2 separate regions of the Mus musculus genome follow, and region 2 is linked to region 1. Evidence: chromatin loops called from intact Hi-C (ENCODE). Cell type or tissue: left cerebral cortex. All regions are shown on one strand. Links, peaks and the distances in the headings refer to the core of each region. The heading gives the core; the rest is flanking DNA. Region 1 has its middle 22 kb from the start of Olfr220. Region 2 overlaps Olfr231 (olfactory receptor 231).

Region 1 (5,391 bases), core at 154-5,153:
TCTATTCATGAGAGCCCCCAAGTTGCTTTTGTCTGTTGTGTTTATCACAAGAAAATATAGACAACTAGAACACAAGTTAATCACATCTGGTCTACCCCAGGACATTTGAATCCAAAAGGACCTTATGACCCATGAATGCACAGACTAACACCCAGTTCTTCCTCCACAGCTGTCCCTGGACCTTTCTCCTGTGCTTTCCACTTCTACTGAGTGAAAGTTAACACTATCTGTTCTATGGCCTGACCCATTCTTTCATGCAACCTTACATCCTGAACGTGTGTCTTGGAGGTATATATTACATCTCAGACTATCTCCAAAGACAAGGGCAGCACCATCGTAGTAGACACTTACAGTTCCAGAAGAAACTAAAGATTGATGCCAGATAGGTCTACAAAGCCAGACTTTGAACAACAAAAGAAGGGGGAATGGAGGAGGAGGAAGGAAAGAAAGGGGGAGAAAGAGAGAGATAAAGCGCCTGGGTTCTATTTCTAACTAACAGGCAACTGCTATCACCATACATACTCAACAAAACAACAACAACAGCAGCAAAAGAAGAAGACTGTGGTGGAAGGGGGGAGAGGGATGGGCTGTGCTAAAGCATCAGTGGCATGACAGGCTGGTAATGTGGTTACATCTCAAGGATTGGTGGTGTTTCTCTTCTCCTCCCACTCTATTCTCTTCAGCTTTCAATTACTGTTATTTCCTGACGTTTTCTCTGTCTCTAGACTTAGTTACTACCCTCTGCATTTGCACACACACAGCTGAAAGTTGCTGAACCTACCCTACAAGGAATTGAACACTCTTCAGTAGCCCGTCTCACCCTTTACAGCCTTTTAAAGTTTTCTTTCTTTGTTACTGAAACCCCAATGTATGCCACCATCCATCTCAGAGGAAGACTGCTCTCCACCCATTCCTGGTTTATTCCCCAGGGATTCTAGTTCGTTCATGGGTATTGTCTACCATTGTGGGGAATCCACAGCAGCCTTTGCTTGTGGATGCAAAGATCTCTAGGTGTTTGGAGACTTCTGCAGTGTTTTTATACTCACTCCACTTTGCACAAGTTGCCAGTCCTTTCTATGACTTGGTTTTGAAGGTGGGAGAACATTTGGAATTGAAAGAGAAAAAAAAACTTGAGATGTTTGAGCCAACTAAGTAGGACTGGTCCTGCAGGTGTGTGCTCTAGGACTCCAGTTTCCTCTGTGCTGGGAGTTACTAAAAGCTCCGAGATTGCTCCCTACAGGCTGTGGCAGAAAGTGTCTGAGCCAACAGCTCCCGTAAGGTTCTCATTCTGAACATGGATTAGGATGCATGTCCCATATACAATACAAGAATAGCAATTGCTAGTCATAGAAAGTACTGATCTCATTTCAGTAACAATAAAAACAGCTTATCCAATGAAAAGGTATAGTAAGAAGCTTTTGGCCAAACTTTTTCCGGAGTGTCACGAAATCAAGCCACAAAAGTGGAATACACATTTAAAGCAATATGGTAAGCTGTCTCCAAACCTTGTTACTGATGCCCGAAAGGCTGGGCTAGAACCAGTCTCTTTTTGAGTCATGACGCCTCCCCCAGTATTTAAATCAATACGGGGTGCTGAAAGGGACACTATCCATCTTGTGTCCTGGTAAACTGATAGCAAGGCAGGAGCATCAAATAGGATTAGGTAGTTTCAGCCACATAAATAAATGTCATTCTATGTGGCAGAAGGAGAAAAAGGAAAGAGCAACCAGTTGGCCAAGTTGAGAACAATGAGTAATGACTTGGTCTGTGAGCACTGACAGGATGTATTGATGAGTCTGCCTTTATAGATACCTCAATGAAATGCAGAATGTTTGGTGCGCGTGCATGCACGTGTGTGTGTGTGTGTGTGTGTGTGTGTGTGTGTGTGTGTGTGTGTTATAACATGATTCAAGAAGTGTCAGAGTCCCTGGTACTCGTGGGTGCCCATTGAGTCCTGGAAATCAAAGCATGTCTGTTCCTTTAGCAAATACAGGACATTTGCCCTATGGTACCACTAGAGGGTGCTCACTGCATTCCCTCAAAGCCTGGCTAGGTGGAAGAGAGTACAGGGTGGAAAACAGCTACAGTCACTGATGTTTTGGTGACATAGTCTGACTTTCTAGGCACTGTTTAAATACGTGATGCTTATTTGCAAACGAAGCATTGAGGATCCACTTTCTATATTAAGAGGGAGAAGGCAAATTCACCTGTTCCATATGAGACTGTAAGGAGATTACATATGCAGAGCCTACAGCTGTCAGTAAAAGGTACATTCATTCTTTTTAGTGGACACTTTTAAAGGTCTCTTAAAGGCATTTTAGTGGAAGTCAGAAATGGTTGAAGCCAACACCACGGGTCTTCTAGCTCAATGTTATATATGGGTCTCCTGCCCCATCCCCTCCTCCACCTCCAACCCCAAATTGGCAGCAATGAGGACATTAGCTGCACATCCATGCGCAGGAGGAGGAAGAGAAAAACCAACTACTATGGACCAGTTGACTGGTGAAAAAGCTGGATTGCTCAAGAAGCGACTAAAGAATTTAAATGGAGAAATCACCCTGAATGGCTGGAAAAAGAACCTCCCAGACACCATGAGTTACTGAATAAAAATCCAGAAGGACCTCAATGAATTCTCTGGTGCACAGGAAGCTGACTTCAGAAGGCTGTTAACCCCTCAGGACCCGAATTCCTCCCCCCATCCTGTCCCCTGCACCTCTCTGTCCACCTTCATCAGACCTGTGAATCCTGAAACACATAGGTTGGCTTCCCACCCCCACCCCCACTCCCCACATCTTTCCTGCTCACTGAATCCTCTGGGGCACCTCAAGCTACTCTGAGCAATGTGCTAGCCCAGACAGCCCTCCATTCTCCTGCCCCCTCTTTGCCCACCTTCATCAGAGCTAAAAAAAAAAAAAAATTCTTGACACAAAACATCCAGGAACTCTGGGATGAAAAGATCTAACCTAAGAATAACAGGAATAGAAGAAGGTGAAGATTTCCAGCTCGAAGAACCCAGAAAATATTTTCAAGAAAATAATAGAAGAAAAAATTCCCAACCTAGAGAAAGAGATGCCTATAATCATACAAGAAGCTTATAGAACACCAACTGGACTGGACCAGAAAAGAAAATTCTCCTACTACATAATAACCAAAACATAAAATCTACAGAACAAAGAAAGGATATTAAAAGCCACAAGGGAAAGGGAACAGGTAATATACAATGGCAGACCTATCAGAATTACACCTGACTTCTCAACAGAGACTCCAAAACCTACAAAGGCCTGGACAGATATCTTGCAACCTCAAAAAAATCCACAAAGGCCAACCTAGACTACTATACCCAGAAAAATTCTCAATCACCAAAGATGGAGAAAACAATATATTTCAAGACAAATTCAAATTCAGACAGTATCTATCCACAAATGTAGCCCTACAGAAAATACTAGAAGGAAAACTCTAACCAAATGAGGACAACTACATTCAAGAAAATGCGGGAGATAAGTAATTCCATACCAGCTATTAAAATCAAAGACATCATAAATGTCGCAGGCAAATGGATGGAACTTGAGAATACCCTCCTGAGTGAGGTAACCCAGTCCCAAAAAAGTCATGTATGGTATGTAATCACTTATAAGTGGGTATTAACCATAAAATATAAAATACCCATACTATATACTCCACAGACCCAAGGAAGCTAAACAAGAAGAAAGGCACAAGTGAGTATGCTTGAATCTCACTTAGAAGGGGTATTTAAATTGTCATAAGGGGCAGATGAAGGGAGGGAACTGAGTGTGAGAGGAGATGGGGACGAGAATGAGGCTTTTCAGGTGTGGGAAGGGACAAGAGACGTGGCCAGATGGCCATGAGAATGAATGGAAATCTGCAATTAATGGGGTGGGAAAGTGGGGGGAGGACCTCTCCAGGATGAGACAGTGACCTGGGATAAGGGAGGCACCCAAGAATCAATTCGGGTAAACTTAGCTATGACTCACAACATTGGGGATATCAAACATGAAGAGGCCACCTTCTGTAGCCAGGCAGGAAGCCCAGTGGATTAATAGGGAAGCCAACCCACGCACAAAATTTTCACCACAAAATTTATCCTGTCTACAAGAAATGCAGGGATAGGGGATGGAACAGAGACTAAGGAAATGGCCAATCAATAACCAGTCCAACTTGAGACCCATCCCATGGTCAACCACCAACCCCTGATCCTATTAATGGTACATTCGTTATGCTGGGAGACAGGAGTCTAGTCGTGTGTGTGTGTGTGTGTGTGTGTGTGTGTGTGTGTGTGTGTTCTCCAAGAAGTTCTCTTTTTATCCTAAAAAACATTTGGATAGCTCATCTCTGGGACACAGGTCCAATCTTTAATTTTGCATATCAATCCAGTCATGTACTTCAGGTTTTCCTTTTGATTATCTTATGAATCAGCATCCTAGGACCCTACAGCTTTGATTCTTAGAAGACTGCAAGCATACATTTTTTTTTCTTAACATTGCAAAAGAATTCAGAGATCTGCCTTTGTTAAGTTAATTGGGTAGGACCCGGCTCTAAAATTACCATTTCCACCACACCTGGACCAGGAGTCACTGTGTCCCAGGGCGTCCTTGAACTCAGGAACCTGCCTGCATTTTTTATCTGCCTGTCTTTGTATCTCTCTGACAAGCTGGCTCATAGTGTAGCTACCTCTGTTCCATAATTCATATTATATCCCTATATTTTGCATAATTGAGAAATTACATATTTTCTAACATGCATATTAGAACTCTTTCCCATCCCTTTAAGGTCTGCCTTGATAGCCCCAGTGTTTGCTGAGACTTAGCCACACCCTCAACTCCTGGACTCCTGCTGTTTCTAATTACCATGGAGTCATTAAGATTATTAGGGAGGACATTCTTCGGAGGACTGTGAAATATGTACATTTTTATATGAACAAGCCTTATGCCCACAGCAGCCATTGATACTCATGGAGGCTCACACCAGGACCCTGTCCTACGGTCAGGAACCATGTCACTTTGTCCTCACCAAGGCCATGCTGGGATCCAGGATCAGTTGCTGTCCTCTGAGAGGCTCCACTCAGCACCTGACTCCAGAGCCAGATACCACCAACCAAAGAACATACAGAGGCTGGACCTAGGCCTCCCTGTATATAGGTAGCAGATGTGCAGTTTGGTCTTTATGTGAGTACTGAACAACTGGAGCGGTGGCTAACCCAAAAGCTGTTGTCTGTATGTGGGATATATTCTTATAGCTGGGCTTCCTTGTCTGGCCTTGTTGGAGACCATACCATGAGAAAGTAAGCCTTTCGCAGTTTCCCACCCTAGTAAGCCAAATGGCCTTGTGTTAGGAGCCTCCTCCTCCCTATCCCTTCCTGGCACCTAAGACCCT
Region 2 (5,391 bases), core at 276-5,275, 360 kb before region 1:
GATCTTAGAGCCTGAGCCATTGGTGTTCTGTTCCATAAATTGTCTCCTGAATAAAAACGTCGAAGACTATTTCCCACTTCCTTTTCTGTTAGATTAAATGTGTCCAGTTTTATGTTGAGGTCCTTCATCTACTTGCACATGAGTTTTGTGCAGGGTTATAAACATGGATCTATTTACATTCTTCTACACAGAGACATAGTTAGACCAGCATCATTTGTTGAGGATGGTTTCTTTTTTTCATTGTGTAGTTTTGCCATCTCTGTTAAAAATCAAGTGTCCATAGTTATGTGGGTTCATTTTTGGGTCTTAGATCAGACTCCATTAATCAACCTGTCTGTTTCTGTACCAATACCATAAAAGTTTTTATCACTATTGTTTTGTAGTTCAGCTTGAGGTCACGATGGTGATTTCTCCAGAAGAGCATACATGGGCTGGACCAAGGCTGCCAGGACAATGTAGCAGATATACAGCTCTGTCTCCATTTGAATGCCCTAACAACTGATTCGGGGACTGTCTCCAAAGCTGATGCCTGACTGTGAAATCTCTTCCCCAACAGGGCTGCCCTTGTCTGGCTTCAGTGGGAGATGATGCACCAATCCCTGCAGATACTTGATGTATCATGGTGGAGATATATGAGGGTGGGGGGGCACTATTTCAGAGGAGAAAGGAAAGGGATGTGGGGACGGACCATGAGGTAGGGAACAGGAGGTGGCAGCGATTAGGGTGTGAAAAACTAATTAAATAAAGCCGACAAAGGGAAATGTGAGTAGTATTACAAATAAACAATCATTAGCTGCAGGTTGTCAAGTAGATTAATTGCTGCACATACTGTGGAACACAGAAGCAGAAGTAAGACTAACTCTCATTTTAAAGTGAGCCCCAGAAAGTGATCCGACCCAATTCCATGCAACTCAGCTCCCTTCATACCACCTCATGCTTGAAAAACTTAGGTTTTTTTCTACATTCAGATGAACTCTTTGACACCTCTAGGGAAAATCTTTGAATGGAGTAAACTGTAGATAAATGTCTTTGATAATACATTTAAATTAATTTTAAAGAAACATTGCTACATACAGGATATTAGTTTTTATTGAATCTTTGAATTTATTCATTATCCAAAAATCATATAACATAAATCTAAAAATCTTAGTATCCTATTTATAAATTTATCAATTTTAATAATTGTATTTAAAAGGTGATTTTTTAATCTTAACATTTAAATCTCCCTTTAAAATGTATTTAAATGGGACTTGAATTATTTTGATTTTAAGAGCCTCAACTTCATGATTCAATAAAACCATTAAAGTTCACAAATAACCATCATAGTATAAAAAATTTATAAATATGGTCAATCCCAAATCTTTTCCTATATTTAATGTGATTCATGAGGTAAAATACATCTTAATATGATCAATCTAATAAATAGTATAGAATTTCTGACTATAAAATTCATGTCAGCTTTACTCAATAACATGTCTAAATAAGTTCGTCAACTACAGATAAACAATTAGAATTACATGGAAGATTTGATATTTTAATAAATCAAAGTATGTTAAATAATAAAATAAAATTCTAAATATACTTAAGCTTTTATTATAAAACATAAATCACAGGTTTTGATTTCAACTAACACTTTAGTACTTAGTTCTAAGGCTCTATGGCAATTAAAATATGACAACACACCACATAATTGTCATGTGAGTAATCTTATACTAATAAAACAAATATTTACTGGAACAATATACTGCTATAATATGTAAGAAAATAAGGATTCACCTGACAAAAATATTTTGTCCTTAAAACCTGCCAGTTGAGAAAGAGGAGATTTTTTTAAAAGTATAAAACTAAGCAAAATTTAGAACATTATGCCGTATATGACTATGTGTTCTGTGGGAAACAGAAAAGGAAATGTCCAAATCTATCTCGAGTGAGTAGGGGATTCCTTAGTTTAAGATTGGTCAAGTTAAAACTCATGGAAAATGCTAAGGATGAGCAAAGTTTTGATGGACAGCGGATGGCTCCATAGATTTAAAGAGAAAACACTCGGGCATCATGAAAGCCAGCAGAAAGCCAGAATCAGATTCTCCTGTGTCTGAAATGGAGAGTGTGAGATGGATGGCTCTAAGGAAAATTAGAGTTGGGAAGTGAACAGGGGCGAGGGGGGTATATCACAGGGCTGTGAGGGTCTTTGTGAGAGTTAGACATTTGTAATTTACGTTGTGAGAGTTAGACATTGTAAGTGGAGTATGGAGGAGCTAGGGCGGAGTTTGGAGCAGATGTGGAGTGCTGTCTGGCCTGAATCATCCTTCCCTCTATAGAGCCAACAGTCCAGGGTGGCACAGCTGAAACCTCTAATTGATACAGAGATCTTCTAGTAATTGTGGTGAGACATGATGTTGTTAAGTGTATGAAGGTAAGTTTTGTGGTGTAGTAATTTCAAACATAAACAACTCTTTTGTGAAGTTTTACTGCCAATCAAGCAGAAAATCAAGGTAACATTTTTAAAAAATGGGAATATAGAGAAAGCTGGAGGGAGAACACGAGGAATGGATATGATCACATTACACGGTATACATCAATTCTCAGGATAAAGAAAAGAGGTTTAAGAACTGAATGGAACTCTATTAATTATGATTTCAATAAAGATAAATTTCAATCATAATTTAAAAACATTGTGCATTCAGTGTTGAGTGATAAAAAGCATTTTATAAAAGTTATTTGCTTGTTTTATATAATAATTTTCATCTTTCTCCTAACTCTATTTAACTAGGGGGCATTTTTAATTTTTTTGAATACTGAATATCAAATCTGGACCCTTAAATGTATAAGAAAATGCTCTGTAATCAAGCAACGTTCCAAATCTCAAAATCCATCTTAAAATTGATTTTACCATTATATAATTGATCTTTACCTGAATTTGTAAACAAAATTAAATTTGATCTCTAACTCTGATTATCTTTCTCCTAAAATGTGTCCCTATTTTTTTTTAGATTTACTTATTTATTCATTTTATGTTTTTGAGTACACTGTCACTGTCTTCAGACACACCTTAAGAGAGTATCAGCTGGTTGTGAGCCATCATATGCTTGCTGGCAATTGAACTCAGGACCTCTGGGAGGGCAATCAGTGCTCATAACAGCTGAGCCTTCCTCCAGCCCATGTGTTTCGACTTTTAACTTTTGAAAAATCTATGGTTTCTAGCCATTTATCTTAAAGTATTTCCATTGTATTCTATGGAATAATTTAAATGCAATGAGGGTGATACACACAGCTTAACTATGATGCTCACAAGGTACACTCATTTCTGGAACATTTTCATAATAAGATTCAAAACGACTAACAGAGGTAGGGGCAAATGAAGAGTGTCTGATGAAGTGGATTGAAAACTGAAGACTTAGAAAGAATCAGCCAGGAAAGCGTGCTAAGAAGAATCGTTCCTCATTTGTCCCTTAGTTGGAAAACAGCTTAAGGAGCCACATGAACCAGGTGCAGACAAGTCCAGAAAGGACAAAGGAAGTGTCATAGGGTAAAAGGCAGGTAGAAACCATGGAGCTTCCTATGTTAGGCAATAAACTCCTGAACTCAACCCAATATGCACATGAAAGCATTGAATAGATTGAAGCATGGAATTAAATTCTCAGAATATTGCTCTTGACGTTGCAGAACAGAATGTAGAAAAATGCAAGAGACAGAGAGTGAGGAGGACTGAAATATGATCTGTGAAATACTGATCTTCTGAACATGTCCTGCTTTTGAACCCATGAACTCATAGTAAGTATGTTTACGTGCAGAAGACGCAATGGAAAGCAAGGCAGCCAAAGTGCAAGCATAGATGGAGAGATGCTTTCTGAACACACGTACAAAGGAGATATAGGCAGTTGTCACCTGCTGATAAAGGATAGTTTTTCATTTTGAGACTGTGGCTTTCCATACTCCAGAGGATGACTCCACACCCAGCAACATATACCTAGCACTAACTGGACTTACTTATCAAGAATAATAATTCCAGCTTATGATGAGGTAAACTTTGATGAATACATGCACAACGTCATCTGGGGTTCAGTGAAGTTAGTCAGCAGATAGAATCTCTTATGAAGAGGCTTCATATACATAAGCCTGATTACTAGGTCTCATAAGGTGGCAGAAGAGAACCGAGTTCCTAGAGTTATCTTCTGAACTCCACACATGTTATGCTCATATCTGCATGAGTGTGTGCAAATGGATGCACATGCACATAGGCACACATACATGAGAGATGTATAAAAATAAATAAAACAGCTGTTCGATAACAGCTTAGATAACATTCAGAAAGTCAAGAAACATGTTTGACCTCTACTGCCAAATTTTATTTATTCATATTTAAATAGTAGTGATTCTGACAAGTTTACTTAAGAGTGCTTAAATTACAAGGCAATTTGAACATAAGAAGATGTTTTAAATAGTAACATGAAATATAGTGGACTATCCACCTTATTCCTCTGAAACCCTTTGAGCCTGAAATTCTGTGACATGTCGTGCAGTAGCCAGTACTTTTTTTTTCCTGAGCTGAGTGTGTAGTTAATTAAATTAAATAAGCCAGAAGTAGAGAAAAGTTGATTTTTCTGTCAGGAAACAGTACTTGAGCAATGATACATGACAGGAATCTAGAGCTAGAAAGGCAAGAAGGATGTGAACATTAACAATTTTCAGAACTATTTTATGTGGTGTGCATCTTTTACTCTAATTGTTGGCCTCATCAACACATGCATTCACAAAAGAGAAGGGAAAGAACCATACTAGTATAGTATGTGGCAATGTCAATTTGTGCTTAAAACTGGAGAATCCACACTTACTGCTTCACTTGTCAAGAGTCTGGTAGTTGTTATGTAAACAAGTGGCCACCAGTGACCTAGAGGAACATTTCATCGTTCTTCTTAACAGCAGAAGAAAAAGCATCTGTGACAATGGAAAGAGTATCATCAGGAGCACAAAAAACAACAGTGAGATTCCAAACTTCAAGAAGGGCTTTAATATCAGGAATTGAGATTTATTTCTGAGCCCGAACATCTCTCTTCTGATGAAAAAGCCTCCCAATAGCGTCTTTCATTTCCTTGTTTCTTAGACTATAAATAATGGGGTTGAGAAATGGAGCAAGGATAACAAAAGTGACAGCAATTACTGTGTCCCAGAAGACTGAATATGTAGCTGAGAATCTCAAATACATGACAGCCACACTGCCAAAAAACAGCAAGAAAACAGCAAGGTGGGCTGCACAAGTGGAGAAAGCCTTGTGCCTCCCTTCTGCTGAGGGCATCCCCAAAATTACCATGATGATTCGGATATAGGACAGGGCAATTACAAGGAAGGAGGCCAGGATCTCTACTGCATGGATGGCATCCACAATGACCACCA

What was found. A loop is a pair of places that touch in the nucleus more often than their neighbours do. Peaks named below come from ENCODE experiments on the same cell type or tissue, not always from the same donor. Only the 100,000 strongest peaks of a DNase experiment are listed, where the experiment ranks them.
Region 2: a loop joins it to region 1, with 2.8 times the contacts of the local background. A loop is called at or near these places in 2 of 42 quality-filtered maps.

The regions. Positions count from the first base shown.
Region 1 is chr1:174,467,909-174,473,299 of GRCm38, forward strand. No RefSeq gene overlaps it. Among named protein-coding and RNA genes, the nearest start is that of Olfr220, 22 kb to the left of the region's middle. In left cerebral cortex, for the core only: a CTCF peak has its summit at 2,038 (motif pointing right); a DNase peak (open chromatin) is centred at 2,023.
Region 2 is chr1:174,112,065-174,117,455 of GRCm38, forward strand. It overlaps Olfr231 (olfactory receptor 231), which reads right to left. Exons shown (of 1, transcript NM_001005520.2): 1 at 5,027-5,391. The coding sequence ends at 5,027. Among named protein-coding and RNA genes, the nearest start is that of Olfr231, 3.3 kb to the right of the region's middle. In left cerebral cortex, for the core only: no CTCF peak of the experiment used is centred there; no DNase peak of the experiment used is centred there.